Regions from separate parts of the Homo sapiens genome. Here region 2 is linked to region 1. The links are chromatin contacts, found by Hi-C in ENCODE. All regions are on one chromosome and are shown on one strand. The core of a region is the stretch at or near the end of the contact, and the rest is flanking DNA. Distances in the headings are between cores, read along the strand shown.

Region 1 (4,678 bases), core at 916-3,415:
CTGTCTTCATTAAACACTCATGATGTTGAATCATTACCATTTATTTTCTTCTCCTTTTCTGCTAAATTGATTTCTGGGAGGCATGGGCCTCATTCTTTTAGCCTCTGGCACAGGACCTACAAAGCACACAGGAGGTGCTCAACAAATAATTATTGAATTGATCGAGTGGATGCTACAGAACGTAAAATAGGAAAATGAGACCTCGGTGATTGTCAATGTTAGTCTCAATAAAAAGAATTTGTGATATGTATGACTGTCTGCAAATGATTACACAAGTGGTTTTTAACACCGTGATGTGCACTTACAAATGAGAAAGCTCTCGAGTTCCCACTTCTGTCTGTTACACGTTCATCACTGGAGAAAGAGTCATGCCCTCCCAAATTTAGGTGAGTTCTGGAGGACCTGCACACACTAAGCATTTTGAGAGCTCTCAGAATCATGTAGCTTTAGATGAGAACACTTTTCCCTCACAAAATTCTATGGACTGGACTCAGGTAGTAGATGCTCAGTAAATGCTGATTTGATTTGCAGTGGATTTGAATGCAAAGTGCAACTCACATTTTAGACTAATTGAACTCAATGGCTGATCATACTTAATATAATAGCTCTAAGGCTAAAGAAAATCAATGACTACACTGAAAAGCAGCCAAATGCTCACTCTCCTGCCTAGTTGACAGTCAATGCTGACCTGCCTCTTGATCCTTTCCAGCTTTTGGGTATTTCCAACTTCACTGTGCCCCCAGAATGCAGAGGCCGGTTAGCAAGTGTTGCGTGGTACCTTGTGGTACATTTGTTCTTCGTTTTGAAGTGATGTAATAAAGGATAACAAAGGTGTGAAACTTGAGTTGCACTGTTAAAGTTGTCCTACATTTCCTAAAGCCTCCCCTCTGCATGATAAGTTGAGTGAAATTCTGGCTGAAGGGAGAGAGAAGTGTGAGCTGGAATGCTGTGACATCCCTTCATCTCCAATTGTGGAAAACTGTGGGAATGCATATTAAAGGAACCCCAGAAACTTTTGTTTTTACTAAACTGAGACTTAAAAAAACTTCATTTGGCAGTTGAACACCTCTATCCCATTGTAAGAAACAGGAAAGATTCAAAGCATGCATTCTGCTATAATTCATTTTGGGATAAGAAATAGGCAGAAGTACCTCGAAGAATAAATCATTAACTAAAAGGCAAACCGAGGCACCCTGGAAACCAGCGAGACCTGGAGGCGGCCGAGGGATCAGGCGGCTGGGATTTGCCTGTTCCCTCTGGTGACTTCTGGAGCGAAGCATCCCACAGGCAGGACGAACCCGGCACACTGCGCTCCGCTCCATTTCACTTTTCAAACTTGAAGTTATTTTTAGATGACCCAAGGCCGCTAATCCCAAGCAGGACAATTCTCAGCCCGCTGCACCTCAGTGCACCTACCCCCTCCCCAGCCTCTGCATTGGGAAGAAGGGATCTCTCGATCTTCTTTGCTCTCTGCATCCAGTTAGTCTCTTCTAGACCCTCTCTAAGCCTCAGTCCCGGGGATCACAGGCGTCATCCTCGCTCCTTCACTTATGCACCTGCTGCTGCTTCCAGGAAGGCAAACCCCCGGGCCACGGGCAGTGGGGAAGGGGCTCCTTTGGACCCGCGCCCCCTAGAGGGGGGTCGCGGGAGATCTCCGTCCCCACGGCCGCAGCCGGGACTGACCACAGATCTGGAGACAAACCCCACCCCCGCCACTGCCCCCACCCCCGCCACCGCCCCCGCCCCCGCCCCCGCCCCCGCCCTGCACCCAGACCCGGCCCGGAGACCAGATCCCCGCCGCGGACCCCCGGCACGACCCCGGGGCTGCTGTCAGCCCCGGCGGGACGGGGTGCCTGGGCGAGCCTGGCCGGCGCGGTTACATAACCGACCTGCTGGGCGTCCGCGATGCGCCGGCGGAGGCGGAGGCGGAGGCGGCGGCTGGGGCGTCTACGGGGGCCAGCTGCTAGCGCGCGGCGCTGCCTGCTCACCTGCCCGCCGGTGCGAGCGCGTGGGGGCGGCGCGGTGCCCGCGGGCCTTTGCGTGGGGCCGTACGCGGCGCGGCGCGCCCCGCCTCCCTCTCTCTGCCGCCGTGGGTCAGTGGGATTCTGCCTGCTGCCCGCTCCTCCCCGCAACCTCCGCCGCCGTCACCCGGGACAAAGCGGCTCCAGGGAGGGGCTGAGCCGGCGGCTCTCGCAGGAGCCGGCGGAGATGGGCGCGTCCCCAGCTCCGACTCATCGGGCCAACCTCCAATCAGACCCAGGGAAACCGAAAGCCCCTGTCTGGCCTCTTCTCATCTCCTCCCTCCTGACCCGGCGCCCTCCCCAGTCCCCTACCCACCGCACCTCCGGGGCTCTCACCCTGCCCTCAGCCCCGCACCCCCTCCTTTCCACTTCAGGTGCCCGGGAGGGCGCAGGAGCCTCCGGGCACCTGGCGTGGGAGCCTGGCTGCAGGAGTCCCGGCCTCAGCGGGAAGAGGCTCCTCGGGGTCCCATACTAAGCTGAGGGTGAGGGGGCAGCGACAGCCCAGAAGAAATGGTCAGAGAAGCAAACTGTGGTGGGGGAGTACTGGGAGAAAGACTCTTCTTACCAGATGTCTGAGCCCCCCGACTCTGGCTAACTGAGGAAATGTCGGGGAGCCCCTGGATGGTCCTCCCGGGCTTCTGCGCTTGGTGGGCGCTGGCGCCCTCTGGCTGGAGCCCTGCGCCCGGCCCAGCCCAGGCCGCTGAGGGTGCCCTGCGCGGGCTTCACAGCTTTGCCAGGATTTGCAGCCATCAGACCTGAGGACAGAAGGGTTCGGGCTGCAAGGAATCCTATTGTGTGAGAGCCATGACACAGTGAGTGGGAGGTTGGTATCCTACAGCAAACGGGACTGAAGGTGAATCGCAATCTAGGGTAGATCTGTTGCTCAACAAAGTTAACCCCAGTAGAAGTCTCTGCTTTACGGAATAAAGCAACTCAAATGGGTAAGGAAGCCTGTGGCTTACGGGTGGCACAGATAGGAACAGGACTGAGTCTCATGGCAAGAGAATGTGAATTATGCAAAAGATCATAGGAGAGTGCGGGAAATTAAAGGAAGGAGGTGTGCAGACCAATCTGAGGGAGGGAGTGAATAACATTTAAATCAGGTTTGTGTTCTGTCATCTTTCGAATTGCTGCATAAATAAGCCGTTTTCTTTTTGCTTTTTATGCCTTTTGATTTTCTGATAACAATATTACGATTGCACTGAAGCAGTCCATTCACAATCATTCTTCACTTACCCACACTACGTTGTTTTTTTCCAAAGTTGACATACAATCACGTTTTGTTTGTTTTCAACAAAAAAAGGTAGACGAGACGTTGGCTCTTCTCTCTGATTAATCTGCATTAACATAAACACAATTTCAGAATTGAAAATGACCTTAGGCTTCCCCTCGTTCAGCCTTCCCCTGGATGCATAAATCTGTAATTAGTCGTTGATTTAGATAATTGCCATTTGGGTTAGAATTGTCTGAAAGGGCATTCTTAAGTTGAGCAAAAACTTGCCTCCCTTTAATCATTAGTTCTCCCTTACTTTTTGAAGCCAAAGAAACCAAGTCAAATTCCTCTTCTAACTATCTTTAAAATATGTAAAAATAGCTAGCATGTCTAATGCACTCCAGGATCCCCTTTCTTTCCAAGTAAAGCATCCCCAACCCTTTAAACAAAATCTCACTTATTATTAGTGAGTACTTCCTAGAATCTTCGTCAAACTGATGACTTTCATCTTAACAGGGACTATTTATTATTTTGTGAATATACATTTACAAATAAAATTTTCAGCTTATAGAAGCAATATATTCATTGCAGAAATTTTGAAAAGTTGGAAAAACACAGGATTTAATCTGAGAACTAAATGAGGTAATACATGTAAAACACCTAAGCACAGTGCCTGGCACACAGTGATACTCAATATATGTTAGCTGTTACCAAAATCAACATAGCCATTTTCCTAACACCAAATATAGATATTGTTACTTTTCTAGATGCTGTTTCTGAGTTCTCATAGCCACATATTCCTCCTTCTACTGCTAAGAGAAATTCTGTGTTTGTCAGTTTGTGTGAAGAAGGAAGCATAATAAATGAGGAAAAAAATGAAAAGTGACAAACAGCCTCATGTTGTTTACCTTGAGAAGAACAAAATGTTACTAGCAAAACAAATGTTAATGGCAAGAAGAAAATACAGAGAGAAAAAGAGTTTATGGGATGGGGTCTGAGCTTGAAGAGGATTTTGGAGAGCAGGAGTGAGGCTAAAGGGTAGCTAATGTTAAGGATGGTGGTAAATAAGATCAGAATTTTGGTTTGCTAACATTTATTGAGCATTTAGTATATGCCACGCTCCAAGCCAATGAATTTTTATACATTAATTCATTTCACTTTCATGGCAACTCTATTAGATAGGTACTATAATTAACCTATAGTAAAGAAAGCACAGAAAGATTAAATAAATGACTTGCTGAAGCTAACAAGTGGAAAGCTGAATTCACACCTAGACAACCTGGCTTTGGAGTCCCCACTAGACTAGACTGCCTCTCAATGGTTGTATGTGACATTATAAATATAAACTTTTAGGTTCACAGGAAAGTTGAGCAGAAAGAACAGAAAACTCCCATATACTGCCTGCCCCCACATATGCATAGTCTCCCTGACTATCAAAGTCTGA
Region 2 (4,341 bases), core at 1,739-4,238, 560 kb after region 1:
TTACCTTAAGAGCTCAGGACAAAGCCAACCTTCTGAGTGCAGAGCTGTGGAGCTTTGTTGCCCCTCTAGTTTGATTGTAATGTTTCACAGGCATGAACAAGGTGTTCACTTGAGCATAAGAAGCCAGGTAAACAAATTTATTTTGGTTCATCTGGTCAACTTTACATTCCACAAATGCTGGGGGGAAAAAAAAGAAGAAGAAGAAAGGCCTGGGGCTGAGGAAGAGCTTCAAGCCTTCTAACTTCATCTGTTGGTGTTGGTTTAGTGAAGAGTCTGGTTGCTTGGTTTCCAAGCAAAAGAGCAGGGTCCCACAAATAAACAGCAATAAGCCTGAGTCCTGGGAGAAAGAAAATGCAAACAGAATCATGTTATTGAAACTAGTTATCTAAATTCATATGTCAACAAACTGTCCCTGAGTGAGTACTCGGTGTGAAACAATATCTAAATTAGACAGATCAGCAGGTGAACCAGAAAAGGACAGGAACCCAATTACAGAAGGACCCTGATGCCCATGTCCATACATCAGAAGTGCTGGACATTCTTTGAGTTTGGTCATAAAGAAGTTTTACCCCAGGGGCTGCAAACACAAACGGCAGACTTGAGTGATGTGATGATGCAGGAGTGTGAAAGACCCTGGACTGTTTCAGGTGGTTTTATTCCATAGTTGCAAAATGTTTGAAAGCACTATATATATGTATATGTATATATTGCAAGTATAATTTTTTTAACTGAAAGGAGGAGTAAAAAAGAGAAGAGTTGAGTATAAACTGTAAATTTCAGCGAGACGATTCTTCTGACTACTATGATAAAAGTCTTATCAAAGCTGATACAGGCTCTTCATACTCGGAACAAGGGCTTAAGATAAGGAGAGGTGGGTTTGAAATTATGAAGCTACCTAAGGACAAGCATTGGACACTGTGACTTATGAGAAATTGCTTTTATCAGAGGGGTAGGGTAGCATTGTGTTATAATTGAGACCTGGACAGCTAATTAGAGGAAGAGAAGAACTACCAAGCACTTAGTATCAGCCAACATTTTGTTGTTGTTGTTGAGACAGGGTCTCACTCTGTCGCCCAGGCTGGAATGCAGTGGCATTATCTCATCTCGCTGCAACCTCTGCTTCCCGGGCTCAAGCGATTCTCCAGCCTCAGTCTCCCAAGCAGTTTGGACCACAGGCGTGAGCCACCAATGTTAATTTTTGTATTTTTTGTAGAGGCGGGGTTTTGCCATGTTGTCCAGGCTGGTATTGAACTCCTGAGCTCAAAGCGATCCTCCTGCTTCAGCCTCCCAAAGTGTTGTAATTACAGGTGTAAGTCACAGTTCCTGGCTTAGCAAACTTTTTTTTAAATTTTTTGTTTTTAATTTGTATGGGCACATAGTAGGTATAAGTTTTTATGGGGTACATGAGATATTTTGATACAGGCATACAATGTGTAATCATCACCTCAAACCTTTGCGGTTATGCAGCATCATTTCTTTGTGTTACAAACATTCCAATTATACACTTTAAGGTATTTTTAAATGTTTAGTAAATTGTTATTGAATATAGTCACCCCATTGTGCTATCAAACACTAGATCTTATTTATTCTACCTAATGATATTTTTGTACCCATTAACCATCCCCACTCCCCCACTGCCCACTACTCTTCCCAGCCTCTGGAAATCATCATTCTTTTCTCTACTTCCATCAGTTTAATTGTTTTAGTTTTAGCTCCCACAAATCAGTGAGAACATGTGAAGTTTGTCTTTCTTTACCTGGCATATTTCACTAAATGTCCTCCAGCTCCATCCACGTTGTTGCAAATGACAAGATCTCATTCTTTTTTTTGTTGTTGGTTTCTTTCTTTTTTTTTTTTTGTGGTGGATCAGCCAACATTTACGGAGTACTTCCTATGTGCCAAGTACTGTTGTGATCATTTTTCATGTGTTTTTATACGTTCTGCAACCCTATTTTATAGACAATGGAGTGAAGGCATCGAGCAGTTAAGTGAATGGTGAGCCAGAAAATCAACACAACCTGACTTCAAAGTCTGTTCTGTCACACTATTCTCTACTGCTTCCTAAAGACAGATGAAAAATACAAATAGAAGTGTCTGACCCTTGCTAAATATCCAAAGAAAAAGCAAAGGCAAACCAGGTACTAATGAGATAGAACATTCTTATCATCTGAACCTTCCATAATAAATTGGAGAGCCATCAAAATCCTATAGAGTCCACACTTCATTTTATTCAAGAAGTAAGCTTCAAGTGTCACTAAATTCAAGGTCCTGTGTAAATCTGGCAGTTGGTCAAGACGGTATCTGTGGCCTTTAATCAGTTCAGAATGTACAGTATTGATACAGAATTATTATTCTCTGTACAGAATGTACACAGATAACACTGAGAAGAGAAAGCTATAACCTATAAAATAAGTGATAATCCTTTTTCCCCTTCACTCCGTCTGTGTTTAAAATAAGAGTTATACAGCACCAAGAAGCCCACCTCTCCAAGCTCAAAAGATCCTCGTGAGGCCATAGGAAAGGTACAGCTGCAGGCACCAGAACACACCCCCTGCAATCACAGGAGGTGCAGGAATTCTACAGGGTCGGGACAGCCTCAATAGAGAATCTGCTATATCTTACAAGAATCCTCCTTTTTACCATGCAGATTCTAGAGTTCCAGACCCTTTACAGTAAGATGCATTTCTCCACCAGCCTATAGCATCAGAGAAAAATAACACAAGCAAGGCTTCTGGAGAACACTCATGAGTCTGCTGGATTAGAGGCTCACACCCAACAGACTCAGAGTGCAAAGGGTCCTTCCTGTGGATGAGAAGCTCTTCTAGAACAAAATTAAGCTGCTTCCGTCCCTGGGCACTTTTGCTCTGGTGTCATGGCCGTGCTCAACTTCCTCATGAGGACAAACATCTGAAGATGTGACCTGAGATTAGGACATTCTTTTTCACTTACGTATTGTTTCAGCAAACCCCACATTGACTCCAGCACTTCCAAATGTCCTTTAGGCAAAGAGAGACATCTAGTGGCCAAGATTCACAACGTTGTAGCGGCCACCTGTTTACAAAATCACTATGCGGTACAATCACTTAATTTACCATGAAGGTGACTGAGGGACTTAATGGAGGAGGCAGGAGAAGGAGCAGTCCAAACCAGGTAACCTCTGTGACCTGAGTTGCCTTGTCCAGTTTTTCAGGACATAGATTCTGCTTGGAGCAGAGTTCATTCATTCATCTATTTATTCATTTGACAAGCATTTATACTGTCTACTAGGTACAAGACACTGTGTTAAGCCTCAGGACTTCAAAATCTATAAATACACTCTTCAAGCATCTATAATGGAGAAGGTAGGCCAGCAACAATCAGTTAAAATATGTTACGATAGGGGCTGAACACACTGTGCCACAGAAGGCTGTAGGAGAGGCACTTACATGAATCTTTGAGGATAAGAAAAAGCGTTTAAAACACAGGTCTCAAACTGGCACCCTGTGGGCCCCATCTGGCCAGCAGATGTGTTTTGTTTGGACCATGCTTTGTTTTTCTAACTCTGAATTAGTTGCCGACATTTAAACATCAGGGGATTTCACATAAAAATCCAAATTTCAGCTTCTTTTGGAAAATAAGAAGATCTGAAAACATTGGTTTGTATTCCTGCAGGGTCACATTCAATTGGAGCTGCTTTCTTAATGTTTTTACATAACAGTCAATAATGTCTCTGCATAACAGCTTCTTTTAATAAAATGTTGGTAAATTTTACATGAACAAGGTAGAAAACTCAAAATTACAAAAGCATATTCAGTAAACTACCCTTGTTCCACAACTAACCAATCTTCACCTACAAAAGCGCCCACTTTACCAGTTAGAAATTGTATAAATGCATATCCTTCTCTCACAGTTTACACCAAAGTTAATATTACCTGGATTTAAAATATAAACACAAAATATGAAACTTTAAAGACAGTAGAAGAAAACAGTTGTTGCTGATACATTCTTTAAATAATGTGTTGGTTTAATGGCAAAGGTATTCCTAAAGTAAGAACAAAACCTAGATGTCACAAAAAGAAAAAAATGGTATTTTTTTGGTGTCTTCACATAAAAAGGAGAAAAGATTCTGCAAGGTCAGCAATACAATAAACAGCATCCAAATAGAAATAATGATCTGGAAAAAAAGAAGCTATTTTCAATTTATTTAATAAATTTTTCCTAATATGCAAATAGTTCTTTGGAATCAATGAAAAAAGACAATCAACCAGATAAATAGACAAAAGGATATAAATAAATCCACCAAAAAAGCATACAAATAGTTCTAAAGTCTATGAAAAGCAAGGAAACATCTAGGATAACTTG

The links. Hi-C counts contacts between places; a loop is a spot of excess contacts on that map. Pooled maps may share reads with other maps.
Region 2: a loop to region 1 is called in a map of endothelial cell of umbilical vein, with 4 times the contacts of the local background. The contact joins the enhancer-like site here to the promoter of RCAN2 in region 1. A Hi-C loop is called at or near these places in 1 of 168 maps with a recorded cell type or tissue (endothelial cell of umbilical vein) and 5 of 50 pooled maps.

What each region holds. Positions count from the first base shown.
Region 1 is chr6:46,489,284-46,493,961 of GRCh38, forward strand. It overlaps RCAN2 (regulator of calcineurin 2), which reads right to left and starts at 2,166. Exons shown (of 5, transcript NM_001251974.2): 1 at 1,890-2,166. RCAN2-DT (RCAN2 divergent transcript) reads left to right here and starts at 2,769. Exons shown (of 3, transcript NR_125837.1): 1 at 2,769-2,844. RefSeq lists silencers at 2,129-2,218, 2,729-2,788.
Region 2 is chr6:47,044,728-47,049,068 of GRCh38, forward strand. No RefSeq gene overlaps it. Among named protein-coding and RNA genes, the nearest start is that of ADGRF1, 4.6 kb to the left of the region's middle. RefSeq lists an enhancer at 1-717. Within about 2 kb of position 2,989, at least 9 of the 41 ENCODE cell types and tissues checked have a DNase peak (open chromatin) inside an H3K27ac peak, as active enhancers do; they include endothelial cell of umbilical vein, where a contact is called at or near this core.